Linked DNA regions of Homo sapiens: region 1 is linked to region 2. A link is a contact called in ENCODE Hi-C or POLR2A ChIA-PET data. All regions are on one chromosome and are shown on one strand. The core of a region is the stretch at or near the end of the contact, and the rest is flanking DNA. Distances in the headings are between cores, read along the strand shown. Region 1 has its middle 46 kb from the start of LYZL2. Region 2 has its middle 64 kb from the start of MTPAP.

The links. Hi-C counts contacts between places; a loop is a spot of excess contacts on that map. ChIA-PET counts read pairs that join two places held with the same protein, here RNA polymerase II (POLR2A). Pooled maps may share reads with other maps.
Region 1: a loop to region 2 is called in a pooled map, with 2.3 times the contacts of the local background. The contact joins two enhancer-like sites. A Hi-C loop is called at or near these places in 2 of 168 maps with a recorded cell type or tissue (chondrocyte and mammary epithelial cell), 2 of 37 single-sample maps with no recorded cell type and 9 of 50 pooled maps. POLR2A ChIA-PET finds 5 or more read pairs at or near these places in 1 of 52 experiments (HEK293).

The regions. Positions count from the first base shown.
Region 1 is chr10:30,580,991-30,586,367 of GRCh38, reverse strand. No RefSeq gene overlaps it. Among named protein-coding and RNA genes, the nearest start is that of LYZL2, 46 kb to the left of the region's middle. Within about 2 kb of position 2,532, at least 30 of the 41 ENCODE cell types and tissues checked have a DNase peak (open chromatin) inside an H3K27ac peak, as active enhancers do.
Region 2 is chr10:30,282,811-30,288,031 of GRCh38, reverse strand. No RefSeq gene overlaps it. Among named protein-coding and RNA genes, the nearest start is that of MTPAP, 64 kb to the left of the region's middle. RefSeq lists an enhancer at 2,820-2,899. Within about 2 kb of position 2,996, at least 3 of the 41 ENCODE cell types and tissues checked have a DNase peak (open chromatin) inside an H3K27ac peak, as active enhancers do.

The DNA.
Region 1 (5,377 bases), core at 1,283-3,782, 300 kb before region 2:
GCAATAATCAGCTATCAGCAAATCTTGATACTTTGAAGGTGGAACCCAGGGACTGTGGAAATAAATAAGGATCTTCTAATTCTAGATTTTCTTGAAGGCAAAAACTTTGTGAGGCTTACATAAAATGTGTGACATGGAGTACATGCCCTCTGCTTTCAACAGTGAGGGTCTCTTCAATCTTGTACTAGTCCCTGGAGGGCTTTAGCACCCTCCCAGTGGCTAACTTACGACATTGTATTTCCTAGAATCTAGGCAGGTGTCTCAACCTTAGTGCTGAATAATTCTTTCTCACAGGGCACTGATAATTCTGTGTCTTGTAGAATGTCTAGCAGCATCCCTGACCTCTACCCATTAGATGCTGGCTGCATCCCCACTCAGTGACATTCAAAAATGTCTTCTAAACATCTGCACTAATATGTTTATCACAGCTCTATTCACAATAGCAAAGATATGGAATCAACCTAAGTGTTTAGCAATGGAGAATTGGACAAAGAAAATATGATATATATATCATTATACTATATATAGAATAATTATATATTATTGTACATATAATTGTATATAAAATATTTAACTATTATATATAATATATTAATATAATATAGTATATATAGTGTATACATAGTATAACATATAGTATATATTTATATATTATATTTATATATTATAGTAATATAATAATATATAATATATAATTATTATGTATATAATATAATATATTGTTTATATAATGTAATATATTAAATGTTATTATATATTACATAATATATTATGTACATGTATACTAATATATAATATATTATATAATTATATATAATATATACACACATCATGAAATACTATTCAGCCATAAAAAAGAATGAAATCATGTCTTTTGCAGCAACATGGATGGAACTAGAGGCCATTATCCTAAGTGAAATCACTCAGAAACAGTCAAATATGGAATGTTTTCATTTATAAGTGGGAGCTGAAGAGTGGGTACACATGGACACACAGAATAGAATCACAGATATTGGAGACTACAAAAGGTGGGAGGGTTGGAGGGGGTGAGTGTTGAAAAATTACCTATTGGGTACAATGTTCACTATTCAGGTGATAGGTACACTAAAAGCTAAGACTTCATCACTATGCAAAATACACATGTAAGAAACCTGCACTTGCACCTCTCAAATACCTAGGAACAAAAAATAAACTTAGGCCGAGCTGGGGGTGGCTCACATCTGTAGTCCCAGCACTTTAGGAGGCCTAGATGGGTGGATTGCTGGAGCTCAGAAATTCGAGACTAGCCTGATCAACATGGCAAAACCCCGTCTCTACCAAAAATGCAAAAATTAGCCAGGTGTGGTGGCTCACGCCTGTAATCCCAACTGCTCAGGAGGCTGAGGCAGGAGGATTGCTTGAATCTGGGGAGGTGGAGGTTGCAGTGAGCCTTGATCACGCCACTGCACTCCAGCTTGGGTGACAGAGTGAGACCACAACTCAAAAAAAATTGAAATAAAATATATAAAATTTTAAAGTCTTCAAGCCTGGCATGGTGGGACACCTCTGTAGTCCTAGCTACTTGGGAGGCTGAGGCAGAAGGATCACTTGAACCCAGGAGTTGGAGGCTGCAGTGAGCCAAGACCCTCTCTCTAATTAATTTTTTTTTAAAAAGTCTTCAGACATTACTTATTGCCCTCTGCCCATTGAGAATCACAGATCTGAAGCATTGGACCAGTTCTTGCTGTACTGCTGAGTATGACATCCTGCCTGGGTCCTTGTGATGGCCAAAGAAACACACTTGGTTCAGCCTCACCAGTGAGTCCTTCAGGCAAAACTCAAACCCCAATACTCCAGCTGTCAGGACCAACACCCAGATGTGCCTGAGGAGACACGATCATCTCAGTGGAAGTCTTTGCACACAGCCACCAAAAGCTTATAGCCTGGTAAACCCATCTGCTCACATCACTGGCCACAAAAGCAAGTGCGAGCTACAGACTCCATTGGAAGCAATCATCTCTGGCCTCCTCTATGTCTTCCATTGCCCAAGACCCTGGACACCTCGCTCCAGACCACAGCTGCACAACTGCCGCTGCGCTTTTCATTTTGGTCACTCTCCAGATGGTCCGTCTAGCTTCTTGGCCTGTAACATTCTCATATCTAAGCCCTCCTTCTGGCTACTGTGCCTCCTTTGACTCAAAGGAGAGACTCCTTGCTCCTGTCCCAGCCAGCCACAACTCCCCGAAAAGCAAGGGTGTGTGGGATTCAGACAGAGTTTAAGAAACCAGCAAGAGTACACAGGTGCCCCAGCAGTTTCCATTCCTGACACCGGTAAACAAATCCAGAGGTTCCTTCTGAGCTTCCCACTCGGCTTCAGAAGGGCCACCGGGACTGGGAACAGCTCCAAGAGGAAGAACGGAGGGGAAATGAGAAGAATGTTTGTATTGTTTCATGTTTCACAAAGACCTGTCAGGGTGAGCAGTAACCCACGCCAACAGGGCTTAGTCAAGCAACCAGTACCGGCCAACGGACAGTGAAACTGAAAGGAAAACTTGCAGAGCTTTCGTGGAAAGTCCATCAGTGAGAATGTCCTGGATGAATACGGTGTAAACTGTCTCCCAGGCCCTGTTTCATTTTTCCTTAGATGTCAATGGGAAACCACACATTTGCAGAATCAATTGTTTCTGCTTTCTAGAAGAAAGCGTCCTTTGAGATTAGCAGCATAACAATAAATACGTAATTAAATAAATAAGGAAAAACAATTCACAGGTTCCAAGGATTAGAAGGACAAAAAATAAATAGTGGCTGGATGTGGTGGCTCATGCCTGTAATCCCAGCACTTTGGGAGGCTGAGGCGGGTGGAGACCATGAGACCAGCGTGGTCAACATGGTAAAACCCCATCTCTACTAATAATACAAAAATTAGCTTGGCATGGCAGTTTGCACCTGTAACCTCAGCTACTTGGGAGGCTGAGGCATGAGAATTGCTTGAACCCGGGAGGTGGAGGCTGCAGTGAGCCAAGATTGCACCACTGCACTCCAGCCTGGGTGACAGAGTGAAACTGGGTCTCAAAAAAAAAAAAAAAAAAGACAAAAAATAAATAAGAAGAATAAATTAAAAAATAATAAAAGAAAGAGATTAGCAGGGTGGAAGCAGACGGCACAGAGAAGAGGGGGCACCGGCCCCCAGATGGGCTGTGGGAGCAATGCCAAGGTTGGAGGTGGTGGGAGAAAGGCGGAATCTCTATAGCCTGATAGAGGTTGAAGATGCTTTTGCAAAGCTAGTGTACTTAATTAATTGCGGGAAACAAAGGGTCTTTCTGATCCATACAAAGTATACTTTCATTGGGTAACCTGATCATTAAAAGAGATTTCAACTAAGACAGATGATGAGGACCTTCCAAAAGTCAGTCACTCGACAGACGTCCAAAGTGCCAGTGCCCAGTAAGAACGCACGCTGTCTCGCCCAGGTGGCATGAAACGCCATGAGGCCCTGGAACAAGGGTTACAATTATTTTCTTCTTTAAAAAATTTTTTATTTGTATAAATGTATGTGGTGCAAGTGTAACTTATTACAGGGATATATTGCATAGTGGTAAATTCGGGGCTTTTAGTGTATCCATCACCCGAATAATGTACACCGTACCTATTAAGTAATTTCTCATCACCCCCCTTCCTCTAAGTCTCCAATCTCTATCATTTCACACTCTATGTCCATGTGTGTACATTATTTTATTATTATTATTTTTTGAGACAGGGTCTTTCTCTGTTGCCCAGGCTGGAGCACAGTGGTGTGATCACAGCTCACTGAAGCCTCAACTTCCCAGGCTCAATCAATCCTCCAGCCTCAGCCTTCTGAGTAGCTGGGACCACAGATATGCACCGCCATACCCCAAAGAGATGGGGTTTTGCCATGTTGCCCAGGCTGGTCTTGAACTTCTGGGCTTAAGTGATCTGCCCGTCTTGGCCTCCCAAAATGCTGGGATGACAGGTGTAGCCACCGTGCCCAGCCCTGCACACATTATTTAGCTCCCACTTATAAGTGATCTCAGCCCTTGTTGCTGCTGTTTCTTGAGAAGGGAAATTGAATTTCTAATATGCAGGGGATCTCTTCCCTAATTTCCTGCACTGTTATGGAGTCTTTTCTGTTTTTCATATTTCTTCATCAATTCATCGGAGGTCTAGAAAGGAGATGCCTTGGGCTATCATTTTACTCAGAAACTGTCTTTTTTTTTTAATCTTTTATCAAAATTCCTCTCTTGTCTGTTGACTTCTGGGTAGAATCCCAAGCTCACAGGACAGACTACATGGATCATTAGATTTAGCCAAAAAGAAAAAAGGACTTGTGCTGGAAAGTCAGGAAAACAGACTGAAGGGCTATAGCAGGAGGATGTGGGAGGTAGCTAGGGCCCCCTACTGGCCAAAGTGGGGATAATGTAAAAATCAAACCAAGTGGTGTAGAACAAGAATCCATGAGTTCATATTGATATAAACGAATAAATGAAAAATAAATAATAAATTGATTAGGGAGAGGGAAACCCTTCCTTATAGCAGCGTGCAAGCTGATAAATGTGGAAAGAATGAAGGAATTAGAAATGTATTAATACCAAATGCTGGGCCAGGCACGGTGGCTCATGCCTGTAATCCCAGCACTTTGGGAAGCTGAGCCGGCAGATCACGAGGTCAAGAGATCAAGACCATCCTGACCAACATGGTGAAACCCCGTCTTTGCTAAAAATACAAAAATTAGCTGAGTGTGGTGGCATGCGTCTGTAGTCCCAGCTACTCGGGAGGCTGAGGCAGGAGAATCGCTTGAACCCAGGAGGTGGAGGTTGCAGGGAGCTGAGATCGCGCCAGTGCACTCCAGCCTGGGCGACAGAGCGAGACTCCATCTCAAAAAAAAAAAAAAAAAGCTAAACCTGGTGGGTGAAGTTTTGATACGAGCAAGATATTTACTTAGTCTCAAAGTATTGCTCCACAAGTTACTTTTTAATTTTTTTTGTGTGTGTGTGTGTGTGACAGGGTCTGTCTCTGTTGCCCAGGCTGGAATGTAGTGGTGAAAATATGGCTTATGGCAGCCTCGACTTCCTGGGCTCAAGTGAATCCTCCTGTCTCAGTCTCCCAAAGTAAAGAGGTTACAGGCATGAGCCACTGCGCCAGGCCTACTTTAAATTATAAGGGAAAAAAATTAGTGACTTTATTTGGAAGAAAGCTAACGAACACTACCTTTACACAAAAGAAGATTTTTTGGCTTGATAAGGTGATAAGGTGAGCAAAAGGCCAGGTGGAGCTTAGAAAAATGTATAAGAAGGGTTGCATCAGTAAGGACTTGTAATTAAATCTCTGAAAATAGCAGAAAAACAAATTAAACAGAGGCCTCTTCCCTCTGGCGCTCCAG
Region 2 (5,221 bases), core at 1,747-4,246:
TTTTAAAGCTCTTGGGTGTTTACAGCGTTGGGCCCAGGTTGAGTCCCACTGCTTGAGCTCCTGGTTCTATTTCATGTCTCTTCATAGCACTTATTAAAATAGTGCTAATATTATTAATTGGTGCTAATAGTGCCAATTACTGTTGGCATGGTGTTATATATTTATTTGTTTTCTAGAATTTGCTGTTGTGCTTTGAGCTGAGCCATATGCTGGGAGCATGATTGGCCTCCTTCCAGCACCCCCACAACACCTACCGAGGCCCTGGGCTTCCCTATCAGGTGCACGAAGGGTCCCTGGACTCTATGCCCAAGTGCTACTATATTTTTGCTTGGCATGTATGCTTCTCATTGTGTAAAACTGCTATTCTTTTGATAATTCAAGTAGCTGTTTCATTTACTATAGCTTTGAAAACAAAAAATTGTGAGAAAAAACATCCAATGATTGTGCTGTGGTTGGAGGCTTCATTACCAAGGTGTTTATGTCTTCCTTTTACCTCTCATTTTAAGGAGCTATCTGGATAGAGGCAAGAGGCAGAGAAATTCTCTGCAGACAGGGGTGGATCTGTGGCAAAACCCCACCTTCTGGAAATCCTGAAACCTGCCACCCAAAGTGAGAACTTCTATCCCTGTGTGCCCACTGTCTCCTGATTGGTTCTTTCTGAATAACGTCTTTTTGCCAATCAGATGTTGCCTTTTCCAAAGCAATCTATGGCCTGCCCTACCCCTCATCCTGTGCCTACAAAGACCCCAGGCTCAGCCTGTAGAGAGGAGAAGCAGCTGGACACTGGGAAGAGGCACCTTGACTTCAGAGACAGCAGCTGGATGTCAAACAGAGGCTTTCAAGGGAGAGCAACCTGCCCTTCCCATCTCCTTTCCAGCTCCCCTTTCGGCTGAGATCTGCTTTCATTGATCAATAAAATTATCCTCATCCACCATCCTTCAATTCGTTCATGTGACCTCATTCTTCTTGGGCACCAAACAAGGATTCAGTATGCACCAAGGGCTGATACCCAAAAAGGCTGTCAACACTGGTCCCTTTCCCTCACTGGCAGAGGGCAGCTGCCCCATACGATGAGGCAAAGGGCCCACTGAGCTGATAACACACTGCTGTCTGTGGACAGTGGAGCTAAGAGAGCATTGTAACACGCCCTCTGGGGCTCTGGGGTCACAGGCACCCCCACCTAGACACTGCTGCGGGGCCTGCCTGGAGTTTGCTCCTGCTGGCACCAAAGCAGCCAGCTGGTTCCTGCACTCACTTGCCTACATGCTCCCTCCTGTGAGGGGTGGAGCATGGCAGACCTGAAGGAATGGAGCAGCCAGCCGGTTCCTCCATTCATTTGCTTGTGTGCTCCCTCCTACAAGGGGTTAAGCGGGGTGGGCTGAGTAAACAGGGCACCCCTGTCACGAGTCCCACGAAACAGTCAAGAAAATAATCCTGCATCAATTTGACTCCTCGTCCTCCCCTAATGGTTTGCAGTCTTTCCTATGTCATAATAAAGCTACATTTTATTCTGGAAAAAAATTTGCTCTACAAGTTTAGAGACTTGCTGCATTTTGTTCGCTGCCAATTCCTTAGGACTTAGAACAGTTTCTTGCAAATTATAGGGGCTCTTATTTAATTTCATAAAAGGAAGGACATTCCTCCCTGCAAAAGATAAAGAAGATGATTTCAGAAAAATATAACAGATCTTTTCTAAGAAAGAAAACTTGACAGCTTTATACTGATTTTTTACAAAAACTGTGATTACTAGAAAAGATATTGCACACTATTACATTATGGGTTGTGTTAAGATGAGATTTTTCCTTGACTTTGACCCCCTTCGTGGAACTGGAGTGACTCATTTCACTCAGCCTGCAGCCTGCAGTCTGTGGATGGCTAAGTGTTAACAGCTCAGTAAAAGGTTAGGGTGACAGCCTTCTGCACCTGCTCTTTTTGACACCCGAGTTGTTGTTCAATATTCTGGGAGAATCAGGTCACATGAACTGTTTGAAAGATGATTGGTGCAGAAGACTATTGAGCAGTGCAAGTGGCTCTCGGTGGAAGGGGAGCTGGAAAGGGGATCGAGTGGGAAGAAGGTGATCTTTCCCTGAAGCCCAGCCTGTCTCCAGCCAGGCTCCCCTCTGAAGCCGCACCGTCTGAAGTTAGCTGCGTTTATCCATATTCTACAGTACGCAGTTGCTGCTTCTCTGCTCACCACTCAGCTGCTTGTATCCCCGACAGTCAGCAGCTTTTGTATGTGTGTGTTTTTTTTCCCTCTACCAGCTGAAGTCTGGTTTTTTGTGGGCACAGGATAGGGGGCGGGGTGGGCCAAAAAGGAAATCATTTGGGTGGAAAAATGGGGTTGGCTGTTTTCACTTAGGGCCAAGGTTCCAGGCTTCAGGATAGAGTTTAGCCAGGAGCCCAGCCCTTCTTGGATCAGTGCAATTATTTGTCCCTTAGATACATGTCTTTAAATTAGGAGTCTGTATTCAACATTACAAGAGAAGTGAAACTCAAATGTCCAGCTTGTACAAGTACTTCATTTTCAGTGGTGTACCGAAAATGGAAGCAACACTCACTGCTCTTTCACTCAATTTGAGATAGTTCCCCAAGATACCAAGCAGATACCTAGCAGAGCCCAGGAAAACCAGCCCTCACCACCCCTCCAGAGCTGAGGGCTGGGAGCTGCCCTCATGCATGAGTAATGACTAAGTGTGGGAGGGCCCTGCCATCCCTTTCCAGCCTTCAGTGGCCAAACCCTGGGACTGTTCTTTCTCTCATTCCTTTGCAGGGAAGACAAGGGAAAATGTATATAATCCTTCTGAGACATGAAGATCCCAGGATGGTACGTCTTTCCCCATCTCAACAGGGAAACAGTGGTTTCCTTAATCTTTGAACAAAGAAGAAACTTCCTATTTCATCTCTAAGAGCAGAAAGTGGAACAGATGATAAGCTGTTTGTGAAGGGTTCCATCCTCTGAAGGGTGTGAATATCTTCATGTCAACAGGAAACCCAGGGCCCTTGTGTAACTCTGAAAAGAAGAAATGTGCCTTCTACTCCTGATTAAGTCAGGTTCATCATAAATAGAGGAGCTGGGCATTTCTTGGTGGCTGGATAATCTTTTCCTCTAGGTGCCATCCTGGGGAAATAGATTATTAAATAATCTATCTCTTCTCAAAACCTAGGAAACTTAAAGAAGAGTTAAGTCAATTTACCTCACAAAAGGGAAAATCAGGCCAGAGAGTTCTTTTCACCATGTTTATATGAGTTTCTGAAAATAGCAATACAAAGACTACAACCTCACTTAAAATTTCAAACAACGTAGGATTAAAATGTAGACAGCTCCCAATTTTACATTATCCATTTCACTCCTGAAGGGCAAATGCTATATGCAGTTTGGGATGGGACCTTCGAGACATTTGCTATGTATACACCACACACACACACACACACACACACACACACACACACACACACACACACAATGATTTCCTCCATTCTATGACGCCATCAAATGTAAAGCCCAGGAGTGAACTGGTGCCACTTCTCAAGGCTACTGTCCCCTCCTGTTGTGTCCTCTCCCGTTGTGCCCCAAGTGTAGGCACAGCCCAATCCCTTTCTCCACAGCAAGACTAATCAAGTAAATGATGGTTTGCATAGCGATACTGACATTTTTGAGGGACAGCTAGCAGGAATTCCATCCCATAACAAGCCAGAAAATCTAACTAGATTATTGCTCTGGAATTGGACAGCCTGGGTTCGTATCCCAGTTTTTCTACTCACTAATGACCTGACTTTGAGAAAATTACCGAGGTGTCTTAACTTTCTTATGTGTGAAATGAAGATAATAATAGTACCTGCCTTATAGGGTTGTTCACAAAATTATATTAAATACATGAGAAGAGTCTATAGCCATGCTGGGTAAGAAGGAGTGCTCAGCAAATGTTAAATTTGTTTTACTCTTCCAAAAATCCATGTGTCATACTACAAGGCAGGGGTCAGCAAACTTTTTCAGTAAAGGGTCACATAGTAAATATTTTAGGCTTTGGAACCCATATGATCTCTGTAAAACTACTCAACTTTACATGGGGGAAAGAAGCCCTAGACAATATGTAAGTGCATGGGTCTGGCATGTTCCAATAAAGCTTTATTTATGACATGTGAATTTTATATACTATTCACAAGTCATGAAATATTCTTTTAAAAAATTTATTTCTCAATCATTTTAATGTAAAACAAACAAACAAAAAAACAAACAAACCATCCTTCACTCCTGGGCCATGCAAAATCAGGTAGTGGGCTGGATTTGGCCTACAGGCTGTAGTTCACCAACGAATCCCACCACCAGCATCACAGGTGTACCCACCTGGCCGTTTCTGTGCCCTCTCTTTTCCAGGTCTCCATTTCCCTGTTTTTGCTCATGTTTCATCTATAGGAGAAAGCAAAACTTGGTAATCACCTTTCTACTCAAGAAGAGCCCTTTCCCATTAGGACACAGGGAGCATGGTCCCTCTGTCTCAGGCTCTACACTACAGGTTGAGCTCTGCCCTCACCTTTGCAAACTAGAGGGCCTGGGGAAAATGGTCACATGTGTTATACGTGGAAGCCTGCCTTCTGTTGGGGACATATATTTTAATGGCTGCATAGAAGTCAACTGCTTGAGCCCACAAACTTCTTTAACTTGTCCCTTGGTGATTGTTATGGTTTGGATGTGTGTCTCCGCCCAAATCTCATGTTGAATTGTAATCCCCAGTATTGGATTTGGGGCCTGGTGGGAGATGATTGGATCATAGGGGTGGCTTTCTCATAAATGACTTAGCGTCATCCCACCATCCTCTTGGTGCTGTCCTTGCAATAGTGAGTGACTTCTTGCAAGATCTGGCTGTTTAAAAGCATGGCACCTCACTCTCACTCTCTCGCTCTCTCTCCTGTTCCCACCATGTGAGATACCTGCTCCCCCTTCACTTTCTACCATGATTGTAAGCTTCCTGAGGCCTTCCCAGAAGCACATGCCTGTGTTATGCTTCCTGTACAGCCTGCAGAACCATGAGCTAATTAAACCTCTTTTCTTGATAAATTATCCAGTGTCAGGTATTTCTCTTTTTTTTCTTTTTCTTTTCTTTTCTTTTTTCCTTTTCTTTCTTTCTTTTTTTTTTTTTTTTTTGAGACAGGGTCTTGGTCTATTGCTCAGGCTGGAGTGCAGTGGCGCGATCTCAGCTCACTGCAGCCTCCACCTCCTGGG